3 separate regions of the Homo sapiens genome follow, and regions 1 and 3 are each linked to region 2. The links are chromatin contacts, found by Hi-C or POLR2A ChIA-PET in ENCODE. All regions are on one chromosome and are shown on one strand. Each heading gives the region's core, a stretch centred on a gene start or an enhancer-like site at or near the end of the contact. The rest is flanking DNA. Distances are from core to core; before and after follow the strand shown.

Region 1 (3,420 bases), core at 99-2,598, 1.2 Mb after region 2:
GAGCCTATCTGACCTCACCTCAGCCCGGATGCAGCATGACTTTAAAGCTCTTATTTAAGGACATTCTGACCTCTCTACCCACCTTAGCCAAAATAGACTACACAAGTATTAACGCAACATCTGACTAGTCCAGGGAGCAAAACAACGCGAGGATTTTGCAGTTCGCACTGCAAAAGAGCAAGCAAGACTTGTCAACTCACCACCGCACTCGTTTCTGCTCTTTGCAGGTGGTGATGGTGCTATGTCAATGGGCTCGGTTTCTCCCTGTTTTTAAATACAAACTCAACACGTGCACAAGAGGAAAACAGAGCAGGCTGCACGGGGTCGTGAGCCCGCATTCTCGGCCCTGCTGCAGCCCTTGGTGAGCATTTCTAGGAAAAAAAAGAAAAAAGTGTTTCCCTTTAAGGCGGATCCCGAGCGGCGCTGCCGCCAGCAGCGGGTCTGAGGGCCTTGCCCTAGACCCAGGTCACCCCGCCCGGGTATTCCCAGCGCGGGCCCTGATAAGCCATCTGTGTAGACGTTTCCTAGAGCGGGACCGGCTGCGGAGGGCGGATGCGTCTTTGTTCTGCAGCCGCGGGAGGGAGGCGCCCCGAGGGCTGCCTGAGCCCCCGCCCTCGGGCGCCTTTGTCCGCTCCGGCGGAGGGAAGGCGCCGGTTCCGCGGAGGGCGGCTCCTGGCCGAGCTGCAGGGCCCGCTGGCAGGCGGCGGTCCCTCGCTCGCTGTGCCGCTGAGGTTTTGGCTGCGTTTGCTGATCAACAATTAAAGTTTGGTTCGGCAGAGAAAAACATGATGACAAAGTGTGCATAGGGATGTTTTAAGGAAGGAAAACATAATGACGGCCCCAAGCTGGAAGAAAGAGCAGCCGGGCCGAAGTTGCGTGACAGGAACGCCCGCGACTGCGCGGCTCCGGAGCAGCTGCACAACTCGCCCGGGCCGGGAGCTGTCCCGGGCCGAGGCTCATTAGGTATGCGGCGGCTGCGGGCACTGATTGGCGGGCAGTGCTGTGGGCGGGGCCGTGGGCGGAACCGCGTGGGGGCGGGGCTGCACGGAGCTGGTTCTTGTAGGAAGGAGTAGAAAGAGGAGGAGGGATGGGCACCTGGAACCACAGGGCGGCGCTGATGATTGGAGGTATCGGCAGAGGCGGGGCTCTCCCGGGCGGGGCGGTGGGCTCTCATTGGCAGTGCTGGTGGTGGGTGGGAACGGGAGGGGTGGTGAGCGCTGATTGGCCGTAGTGGCGGGGCGGGGCGGAGGAGGAGGAGGTGTGCGTGCCGGGGCGCGGAGCGGCGGGCGCTGATTGGTGGTAGTGGTGGTGGGCGTGGTGTAGGCGTGGCGCGTGGCCGGCGCTGGTACTCGCAGGGGAGGCGGAGAAGGAGGCGGAGGGAGCGATTGTGGCCCCGGCCGCGGTGGCCGGCGCGGCCTGCCCTTTGTGACCGCAGCTCGCGCCCCACGCCCCGCGCCCATGGCCGCCGTGCCGGGCTCCCTGGCCACGCGTGCCCGCCCGCGGACCTGAGCCCCGCGCCTGGGATGCCGGGGATGCGCGTCCCCCGGCCCTGCGGCTGCTCCGGGCTGGGCGCGGGGCGATGGACCTGAGCATGAAGAAGTTCGCCGTGCGCAGGTTCTTCTCTGTGTACCTGCGCAGGAAGTCGCGCTCCAAGAGCTCCAGCCTGAGCCGGCTCGAGGTAATGCGGCCGCCCTCGGGGCGCGCAGGTGCCGGGCACTGAGCGGGCCGTGGTCGCCCGAGCCCGCCTCGCCACCCCTGGGTGGACCCCGAGACCCGTCAGGGAGTTCAAGTTACTGGAAAGCTGGTCCGGTTCCGAAAATCGAACCAAACGGCTCCAAACGTTATCGCTGGGACTCCGTAGTAATTGGGCGGTCCGTGGGTCCTCGCGGGGGCAACTCCACCCCCACTGCATTTCCAGCTGGTTTCTCCGCCGCTGGCTGCACGGGGTGTGGGATGGTCCCCTGTGGGCCACAGGGAGCCCCGGGTGAGGAGGGGCTTTCTCTGCAGCTAGACCGCCGAGTGGCGCGGAGCGCTCCGCGGGGGTCCCTCAAAGTCCCGAGTGGAGAAGCCCCCCAGCTCCGCCCTCCGAGGCGCTGATCAGGTGCTGTCTGCCGTGCCCGGCCGGCAGGTTCCACCTTATCTTGTAGCTCATTCGTGCACTTGAAGTCAGTGTAGAATTCACAGAACGGGGAAGAACAGGCAGCAGCACAATCTGCTTAGGCGTCTAAAACGGCGTTCAGGAGTAAAGAGCCTGATGCAATATCCTCGCAGCGCCGAGGCTGATACAGATTCGTCCTGAAAACCCAGAGTACTCCCAAAGCCCTGTCCTTTCTACCTGTCCCGCATCTTGGCATCTTAGAGTTTCCTTGTGGACGGTTCTCTCGTGGTGTGTTTTATTTCAACCATCAAATCTTATTCTCTTATTCCCAGTGTCCAAATCACATTGTTGAATCTATAGATGACAAAACAGTGAAACGTGTTTAAGTGAAAAAGACATGGTGATGGGGAGACTGAGGCTGGGACCCAAAGATTTCGCCTGACACTGTCCCGCCTTTGCCTCAAGGCTGGCACCTGTGGGGTTTTGGTTGGTTTGTTTCAGCTGGAACAATCTCAAATGTTTCATCTTGGTTTTCTTTGTCCCAGCTGCCATGATATTAGACACAGACATGGGTTCTGTAACCATTGAGAGACCTGAGGAATAGACAAAAAAGTAGAAGAGAATTACTTGTTTAAAAAGTTTCTCTTATGGCATCCCTAAATCAGAATTGGAAGTACTAGATAGGATCAGTATGGCCGGTTCCCGAGGGTAAAACACATCTTTCAAACAAAACTGTTAATCCAGTACTGGAGGAGGGCTTGCTTTTAAGTCTAATATTGAAAGAAATGAAGCACACCAGTGAGGCAAATCATTTTCCTGGGACACAGGCACTTAAAAAATCTGAAGTTGACAAGATCAGAAACTCAGAACAGTATTTATCTTTATCCGGATACATGTCTTTGTTTCCTGTTTCATCTCAATGCCAAGTTTATTAGACAACTCCTTGTCTCCTTCCATTTACTGTCTTTGCCAAGAAGAGGTACACGTGTGAGCACACTCCAGGCATTGTTTATGAAGAGCAGCACTAGACACTGGCTGACCAGTGGGAGTTCAGGAATCTGCCTGATTCTGGATACACACGCCTCTGGTGTCACAGGGTTCTGCAAGGAGGGCTGGGCTGCAGGCGTGCCTCCGGAAAGAATACAGTGGGAAACAAGCGGGGGGGGGGGTGGGGGGGTGGTGGGAATAGGAAACGAGGTTTCTTCCATGTAGAAATAAAATTTCTAGAAGTCATACATAAACCATCAGCGATGTAGGAGGTCAAATGGGCTGAAAATACATGTAGTCTAAGAGCAAGTAGTCAATTAGTGCTTCCTGTGTGC
Region 2 (3,327 bases), core at 41-2,540:
CCCTTGCGGAGCGATTTACAGGGTTGCTCCCCGACCCTTCACCTCCCTCCCCTCTCCACGGAGCCCTTCCTAGTGGACTTGGACTCAAACATTTTTTTAAAAGCTGCTCGGAACGCTTTCAGCAGCTTTGCTATAAACAACCCCCATTGTTACCAGGCCAGGAGCGAGCGTGATTTCCTCCTCCTCTCAGGGAGCCAGCCTGGGGCCGGCGCCTCCCTCCGGGCAGAGGCCGCCGCAGAGGGCCCTTCCTCGCGGCCCCGAAGGTGGAGAAGGCGCGCCTTTCCTCGGAGGCGTCCGACTCCGGGCCTGTGCCATCAGGCAGCCCGCACCTCCCGAACTTTGTGATACTGACTTTCCCCTCCCAGCTGGCAGCCTGCAAGTTTATGAACCCGAAGCACAGCGCGCGTCACAGGCTCCATCCCGGCCACGGCGAAGGGGCGCCGCGAGCCACAACCGGGCTGCAGGTGGAGGGCGCCGGCCCCGCGCGCCGCCGCGCCCCCCGCGCCGCCGGGGATGAGGCCGGGGCCGCGCCGCGCTCGCGGGGGTGGGGGCGGCGGCCCAGGTGAGCCACCAGGTGAGCGGCCGGAGAGGGGAACAGGTGACTGCCGCGCCCCGCCAGCCCCCGCTCGGCCCGCGCGACCCCGGGATACACCGCGGCAGGGGGACGGGGGCTGCGGGGGACGCCGGGGCCCGCGGTGGGCCTGGGGGAGGGGGAGGGGAGAGAAGGGGCGGAGGGGGGAGGGGGAAAGGAGGGCGGGTCCGCGGCTGGCGGGCGGCGGCGGGGGGGAGGGGCGGGGCGCGGCGCAGCGGGCGGGGGTCGCGCAGGCCCCGCGCCCGGCGGTGCTCACCTCGGTCGGCTGGCTGATCTCGAACAGGTCCAGCCGGTTGGCGTTCCAGTGGTGGATGATGTCGGCCAGCTTCCGCCGCTCCTCGTCACGGCCGCCCGCCGACATGGTCCTGGCCGCGCCTCCTCAGCCGCGCGGGGCCGGGGCCGGAGGACGGGCCGAGGACGACAGGTCCGCGGGGGCCCGGCGCCCCTCGCCACCCCCCGCCGGCCGCCTCCGCCTCCGCGGCTGCCTCCGCCTCCGCGGCCGCGCCGCGTCCTCCGACTTGGCCTCCGCCTGGGGCTCAGTCCGCGCCGCGCCGCGCCGCCTCAGCCCCGCCGGCCGGTGTGCGCCCGGCGCCCGCCGCCCGCCGCCCGCACCCGCCCGCGCCCCGCCCGCCGCCGTGCGCGCCGCCGCCCGCCGTGCGCGCCGCCGCCCCGCGCGGCGCCGCCGCACCTCCGGGCCGCTCCACTAGGTGCTGCTGCCGCGGCCGCCAGGGAGGGAGGTGTCGGAGGGCGGGCCCCGCGCGGTGCTAGGGTTCCGTCTGGACTGGCGGTGGTGGGTCCCAACCGGCGGTACCGGGTTCCTTCCCGACCAGCGGTGCTAGGTTCGGTTCGGACGCGCGCTGCTGGATCTAAATGGGCAGTGCTGGGTCCGATGGGTGGTGCTGTGTTGGGTCCGGACGCGCGGTGCAGAGTCCGGACGGGCGGTGCTGGATCCAAATGGGCGGTGCTGGATCTGGACGGGCGGTGATGGGTCCGATGGGCGGTGCTATGTTCGGTTCGGACGGGCGGTGCTAGGTCTAAATGGGCGCTGCTGGGTCCGATGGGCGGTGCTGCGTTCGGTCCGGACGGGCGGGGACGGGCGGTGCTGGGTCCAAATGGGTGGTGATGGATCTGTGGACGGGCGGTGCTGGTTCCAGACGGGCGGTGCTGGGTCCAGACGGGCGGTGGGTCCGATGGGCGGTGCTAGGTTCGGTTCGGATGGGTGGTGCTAGGTCTAAATGGGCGGCGCCGGATCCGATGGGCGGTGCTGGGTTCGGTCCGGACTGGCGGGTCCGGGTCTGGACGGGCGGTGCTGGATCCAAATGGGGGTGCAGTGCTGGATCTGGACGGGCGGTGCTGGGTCCGAACGGGCGATGGGTCCCATGGGCGGTGCTAGGTTCGGTTCGGACTGGCGGTGCTGGGTCTAAATGGGCGGCGCTGGGTCCGATGGGTGGTACTGGGTCCGGACGGGCGGTTCTGGGTCTGGACGGGCGGTGCAGTATCCAAATGGGCGCTGCTGGGTCCGGACGGGCGGTGCTAGGTTCGGTCCGGACGGGTGGTGCTGGGTCTAAATGGGCGGTGCTAGGCTCAGCAGGGGACCGGTGGGCGTGGCGGCACAGGTACGGAGCGCAGGGCCGGTGGAGCGCCCTCTCCGAAGGGCCCTGCGCTCCCCGCGCTCGCTGCTCCTCCTGCCCGCGCATTGCCCCGGGGCTGCTGCGTGTTTCTTCCAGGGTGATTCCTTTCCGCTGGGTCACTTCAAAGCCGACCTTTTCAAGCTGTTTTCTTCCGCGGAGGACACGTTGTTAGGCTTTGTGTGCATTTCAAGGGTCATGTTTTCTGAACCGCGCTCTGCCGCTCTTGGGGTGTTCGAGCCCCCACACTGCTGTGCGGTGTTCCTCTCACAGAGTGAGGTTGGAGGGTCCCACTCCCTTTGTGTGTCTCCTTAGAAAACGCCTCTTCTCTCAGACACATCGTTATCTGCCAATTCTTCGCAGACGTAGAGAACGGACTGCAGAGTTAATAAACGTCGAGGGGAAGCTTTGATGCGCCCCATTTGGCCCTGAGAGATGCCACGTGATCGTCATTTTAAATCCTGTACGTGTCCCCGTGGACGTGGAAACCTGAAATTAATTTCAGTAGCAAGCTTTGTGAATTGTAGGGATTTTTTTTCATAAGGTGTCTTTTTTGTAATTGCCCCTCCCCTCCCCCACCCTTTGTTTTGGCTGCAGAGCGCCATCTCTGCAGTCTCCCCACGCCGGGTTCAGTCAGGCGAAGTTGCGTTATCTGTGATGTGTTGTAACAAAAAGCGTTTATCTTTGAAACACTAAGGCAAGTAATGAGAAGAGTGAACTATATTTGACAAAGCCTTTTTATTTTTGTCATTACTTTTTTTTCCAATGTGGAAATAATTTTTCTCTCCACCAACTGGATTTCCTCTTTTGCAGACAATTAAAGAATTCTGTCATCCCCACTGGGTTCTGTCTTTTCTACCGCACTTGTCCAGTACAGCTACATAAGGAGGCTTCTCAGCAGAGGAGCCTGGGGTGTTGAACCAGTGCCATGAGGGAATGAATTATTCAATAGATCGCTAGTCTCCTTTCTTAAAATTAAAGTGTGGTGACTTGCAGAAAAGCATCTGTGTCTAAATGTCATCTTCGTGTTCTAGCACTCGGTTTCTTTATGCCTTTCAGTTCCTGGGCTTCCCGATGGACTCGAGTTTTTACTATGTGAGCATCCCG
Region 3 (3,779 bases), core at 186-2,685, 1.4 Mb after region 2:
GGGATGTCCATTATTAACACTAATACACTGCGGGTCACTAATGTTGAGAATTCCTGTTCACCAAAGGCATTTCTTTTATTTTTTATTTTAGAGACAGGATCTCCCTCTGTTGCCCAGGCTGGAGTGCAATGGCACAATCTCGGATCACTACAACCTCCACCTCCCGGGTTCAACCGATTCTCACGCCTCAGCCTCCCGAGTAGCTGGGATCACAGGAGCGCATCACCACGCCTGGCTAATTTTTGTATTTTCAGTAGAGATGAGGTTTCACTATATTGGCCAGGCTGGTCTCAAACTCTTGACTTCAAGTGATCCACCTGCCTCAGCCTCCCAAAGTGCTGAGATTACAGGCGTGAGCCACCGCACCCGGCTACCAGAGGAATTTTGTTATATTTATTTGTTTTTTTTGGAGACAGGGTCTTGCTCTGTTGCCCAGGCTGGAATGCAATGGCGCAATCTTGGCTCATTGCAACTTCCGCCTCCCGGGTTCAAGCGATTCTTCTGTCTCAGCCTCCCAAGTAGCTGGGACTACAAGCACATGCCACCACGCCCAGCTAATTTTTTTATTTTTAGTAGAGAGGGGGTTTAACCGTATTGCCCAGGCTGGTCTCGAATTCCTGACCTCAGGTGATCCGCCCGCCTCGGCCTCCCAAAGTGCTGTGATTACAGGCGTCAGTCACCGCGCCCGGCCACCAGAGGCATTTTAAATGATCGTCCACATTAGAAACAAAACGAAACGAAACAACTTGGAAAAGTGAGCAAAAGCCTTCAATGTGTTCTTTTCTCTGCCTTTGTGATCCGAAAGTCGTGCTGCGGTTTATATACTCCTAGGCGAGGGTCGCGTGCTAATGATCCCTTTCTTTTCAATATGCACCCGCGGTGGGACTTACAGAACCTTTATTTTCAACACGTAAGCAGTCACGCTTCCTCGAGCCTAAGGCTTTGTGCTATTCTTAAATGCTTTCCTCCTCCGACGCTGCGGCTCCCTCCTGAGCCCGTAGCTGCAGCGCGTTGGTGAGGAGCGCCGGCCCTGGGTGCCGCCCGCCACCCTGGAGGGACCGGTCCGGGGGAAAGTGCTCGGGAGAAGCCAGGGGCCCCGGCTGCGGTCGCTGGCCCGGGGCTCTGCGCACTCCCCAGTGCCCGGAAACCGCAGGCTGGCCCAGCTTGCGGGCCGGGTCCGCCCACGTGGGTGTGGGAAGCGCAGGGGACGCGGGCCGCCCGGCCAAGGTGCCCTTGCCAGGAACCGGCGCAGACACAGGCCCTGGGCGGCGCGGGAACCCGGCCAGTCCCACCGCGCGCTGCGCCGCAGGGGCCCCACTGCAGGTCGCCCCAAGACCGCGCGACGCTCGGCAGGGCGCCCACAGTCCTGTGGGTCAGAGAAATGTCACCTCCACGTCCCCGCTGGCCGGGAGCCGCTGGAGCCTAGCAACCGCCTGCCAGCCCCGGCCCAGCCCCAGCCGTTTTACGGCAGCGGGCCCCGCCCCCGTGCGCCACCGAGGGCGGGAAGGAGGCGTGCGGCACGAGCCAGCCAGTCCGCGCCACCATCTCTGGCCCTGCGCCCTGTCATTGGCCGAGAGCCGGGCGGCGCGGCGCGGCCGTAAGGCGTGGCCGGGTGTCGTGAGGCGGGCCTTCGGGCTGGCTCGCCGTCGGCTGCCGGGGGGTTGGCCGGGGTGTCATTGGCTCTGGGAAGCGGCAGCAGAGGCAGGGACCACTCGGGGTCTGGTGTCGGCACAGCCATGGCGGGCGCGTTGGTGCGGAAAGCGGCGGACTATGTCCGAAGCAAGGATTTCCGGGACTACCTCATGAGGTGACGAGCGCCGCAGGCCGAACCCCGCAACCCGGAGGGGCTCCCGGGAGGCTGCGACCCGTGCAGTCCGCGACGAGGGCGGCCGCGAGGACGCGGTGGCCCCGGGCAGCGGGTGGGCCGGGGCCCAGGCGAGAGGGTGCGCTTGTCAGGGGGGCCCCACCCGGATCCCTCCCGGACCGCCACACCCCGAAGCGGACGGCGTAGAGAGCCGGTGACAGTGGGCGCCTTTCAGGGCGGGGGTGACAGTGGGCGCCCCTCAGGGCGGGGGTGACAGTGGGTGTCCTCTCCCGGCAGGGTGACAGTGGGCGCTCCTCAGGGCGGGGGTGACAGTGGGTGTCCTCTCCCGGCAGGGTGACAGTGGGCGCCCCTCAAGGCAGGGGTGACATTGAGTCCCCTTCAGGGAGTGGGTGACGGTGGGCGTCCCTCCTGGCCAAGGTGACACTGGGGACGCCTCTCCTGGTAGGCATAACAGTGGACGCCCTTCCCGGCCAGAGTGGCAGTGGGGACCTGGAGGGACGAAAGCGACGGCGCTCCTCAGGACAGGGTGACCATGGGGACGCCTCTCCCGGCAGGGGTGACAGTGGGCGCCCCTCAGGGCAGGGTGACCCGGCAGGGGTGACAGAGGCTCGTTCCTCTCCCATGGTTGGCAGTGGGCACGTCCCTCCGGGCCAGTTGACAGTGGCTCGCTCCTCCGGGCGGGAGTGGTTTCCTGGCCGGTTTCTACCAGATCCTCGGAGTGGGTCGCCGGTCACCTGCGGCCGTCCAGGTGTGCCAGAGGCGGCGACCTGGGTGTGGGGTGGGGAGACGCCAGCGGGAGGCGCTGCTGAGAGCGCGGCGCGGCGCTGTTGGAGCGGAGCTTCGGGTGCGCCCAGCGCGCTTCTGGGACAGCGGAAATAAAATGTGCTGGCCTTGGGTTCGCCTTTCGGTTTTCTCATTCTAAGGACTTTAAGCTTGGGAGGAAGTACAATTTAAGATGTTTTTATATACGAAATTCTGTCAACCAAAGTAAAGTGACGTGTCTCTAAGGTCATACTTTTTCTTCTTGTTCTATTTTCTGTTAACTCCTCCTTTCCAGTTAGAAACAAAGAGCATTCGCGGTTGGAAAGCCTGAAAATACACTTTCTATAATTTATTTGCACCTCTCATCTTGGGGCGCTTGCTTTTATTTCAAAATATTGAATATAACTTTGAAGCAGTTTTAGGTTATTTAGGAGTGTAATTTTAGTTAGTTTTTCAGTGTATGATTTTAAAACCTAGGTACGTGTACAGCTGCGGTTTTTTTTCGGTAGTTAATAGTGTGGTCAAGAGGTAAAGAGATGAAAGCTGAGGAGGAATAAATCCTGTTATAACCACACAAAAGGGATAGTATGAAGGCAACTTGATTTTAGCAATAAAAAAGTTTTAAATCCTGAATTTTATTGCAAATACTGTTTACTTCTACTTTTATAGAGCAGTAGGGTAGGAAAAATAATTCAGTCTGCCATATGGTAAACTTGTAAACAGAAGCTTCACTTCTGACTTTCAAAAAAAGACATTTCTATGCTTAAATAGAACTACTATTAATTAAGATGGGTGTTTAGCACTGTGGAGCACAGCAATGTATCAGATTAATGGTAGTAAAAATGTGAACAAGGTAGCAGTCTGAGGGTATGCTCTCAATCCTTGCTGTTAAGTTTCTCTACAGCTTTGAATATTACTTTAGCTTTTTACTAATGTGTTGGATACTGAGCCTTCCTAATAGGTACAGCTAAGGATAACATTGTGTGGTAAAATTAAAAATACAGTTATGACACCTAGCTATATAAAAATTATGCTGATAATTACTTAACCGTTTTCTTTTCTTTTTTTTTTTTTTTTTTTTTTTTTGAGACAGAGTTTGTCTCTTGTTGCCCAGGCTGGAGTGCACTGGCACTATTTTGGCTCATCCAAACCTCCGCCTCCTGGGTTCAAGTGATTTTCCTACCTTAGCTTC

Evidence for each region. Hi-C counts contacts between places; a loop is a spot of excess contacts on that map. ChIA-PET counts read pairs that join two places held with the same protein, here RNA polymerase II (POLR2A). Pooled maps may share reads with other maps.
Region 1: a loop to region 2 is called in a map of B cell, with 18 times the contacts of the local background. The contact joins the promoter of RPS6KA2 here to the promoter of AFDN-DT in region 2. A Hi-C loop is called at or near these places in 5 of 168 maps with a recorded cell type or tissue (B cell, CD4-positive, alpha-beta T cell, CD4-positive, alpha-beta memory T cell and 2 more), 4 of 37 single-sample maps with no recorded cell type and 14 of 50 pooled maps. POLR2A ChIA-PET finds 5 or more read pairs at or near these places in 1 of 52 experiments (activated CD4-positive, alpha-beta memory T cell).
Region 3: a loop to region 2 is called in a pooled map, with 16 times the contacts of the local background. The contact joins the promoter of MPC1-DT here to the promoter of AFDN-DT in region 2. A Hi-C loop is called at or near these places in 1 of 168 maps with a recorded cell type or tissue (lower leg skin), 2 of 37 single-sample maps with no recorded cell type and 8 of 50 pooled maps. POLR2A ChIA-PET finds 5 or more read pairs at or near these places in 1 of 52 experiments (GM12878).

What each region holds. Positions count from the first base shown.
Region 1 is chr6:166,625,179-166,628,598 of GRCh38, reverse strand. RPS6KA2 (ribosomal protein S6 kinase A2) reads left to right here and starts at 1,348. Exons shown (of 21, transcript NM_021135.6): 1 at 1,348-1,678. The coding sequence starts at 1,580. RefSeq lists silencers at 589-648, 899-1,068, 1,129-1,478.
Region 2 is chr6:167,824,759-167,828,085 of GRCh38, reverse strand. AFDN-DT (AFDN divergent transcript) reads left to right here and starts at 1,290. Exons shown (of 2, transcript NR_027906.1): 1 at 1,290-2,683; 2 at 3,280-3,327. It overlaps AFDN (afadin, adherens junction formation factor), which reads right to left and starts at 1,175. Exons shown (of 34, transcript NM_001386888.1): 1 at 849-1,175. The coding sequence starts at 953. RefSeq lists silencers at 1,023-1,222, 2,137-2,206 and enhancers at 1,373-1,452, 1,483-1,552.
Region 3 is chr6:166,380,834-166,384,612 of GRCh38, reverse strand. It overlaps MPC1-DT (MPC1 divergent transcript), which reads right to left and starts at 1,435. Exons shown (of 1, transcript NR_189630.1): 1 at 1-1,435. It overlaps MPC1 (mitochondrial pyruvate carrier 1), which reads left to right and starts at 1,673. Exons shown (of 5, transcript NM_016098.4): 1 at 1,673-1,807. The coding sequence starts at 1,737. RefSeq lists silencers at 1,001-1,740, 1,891-1,990 and an enhancer at 2,351-2,530.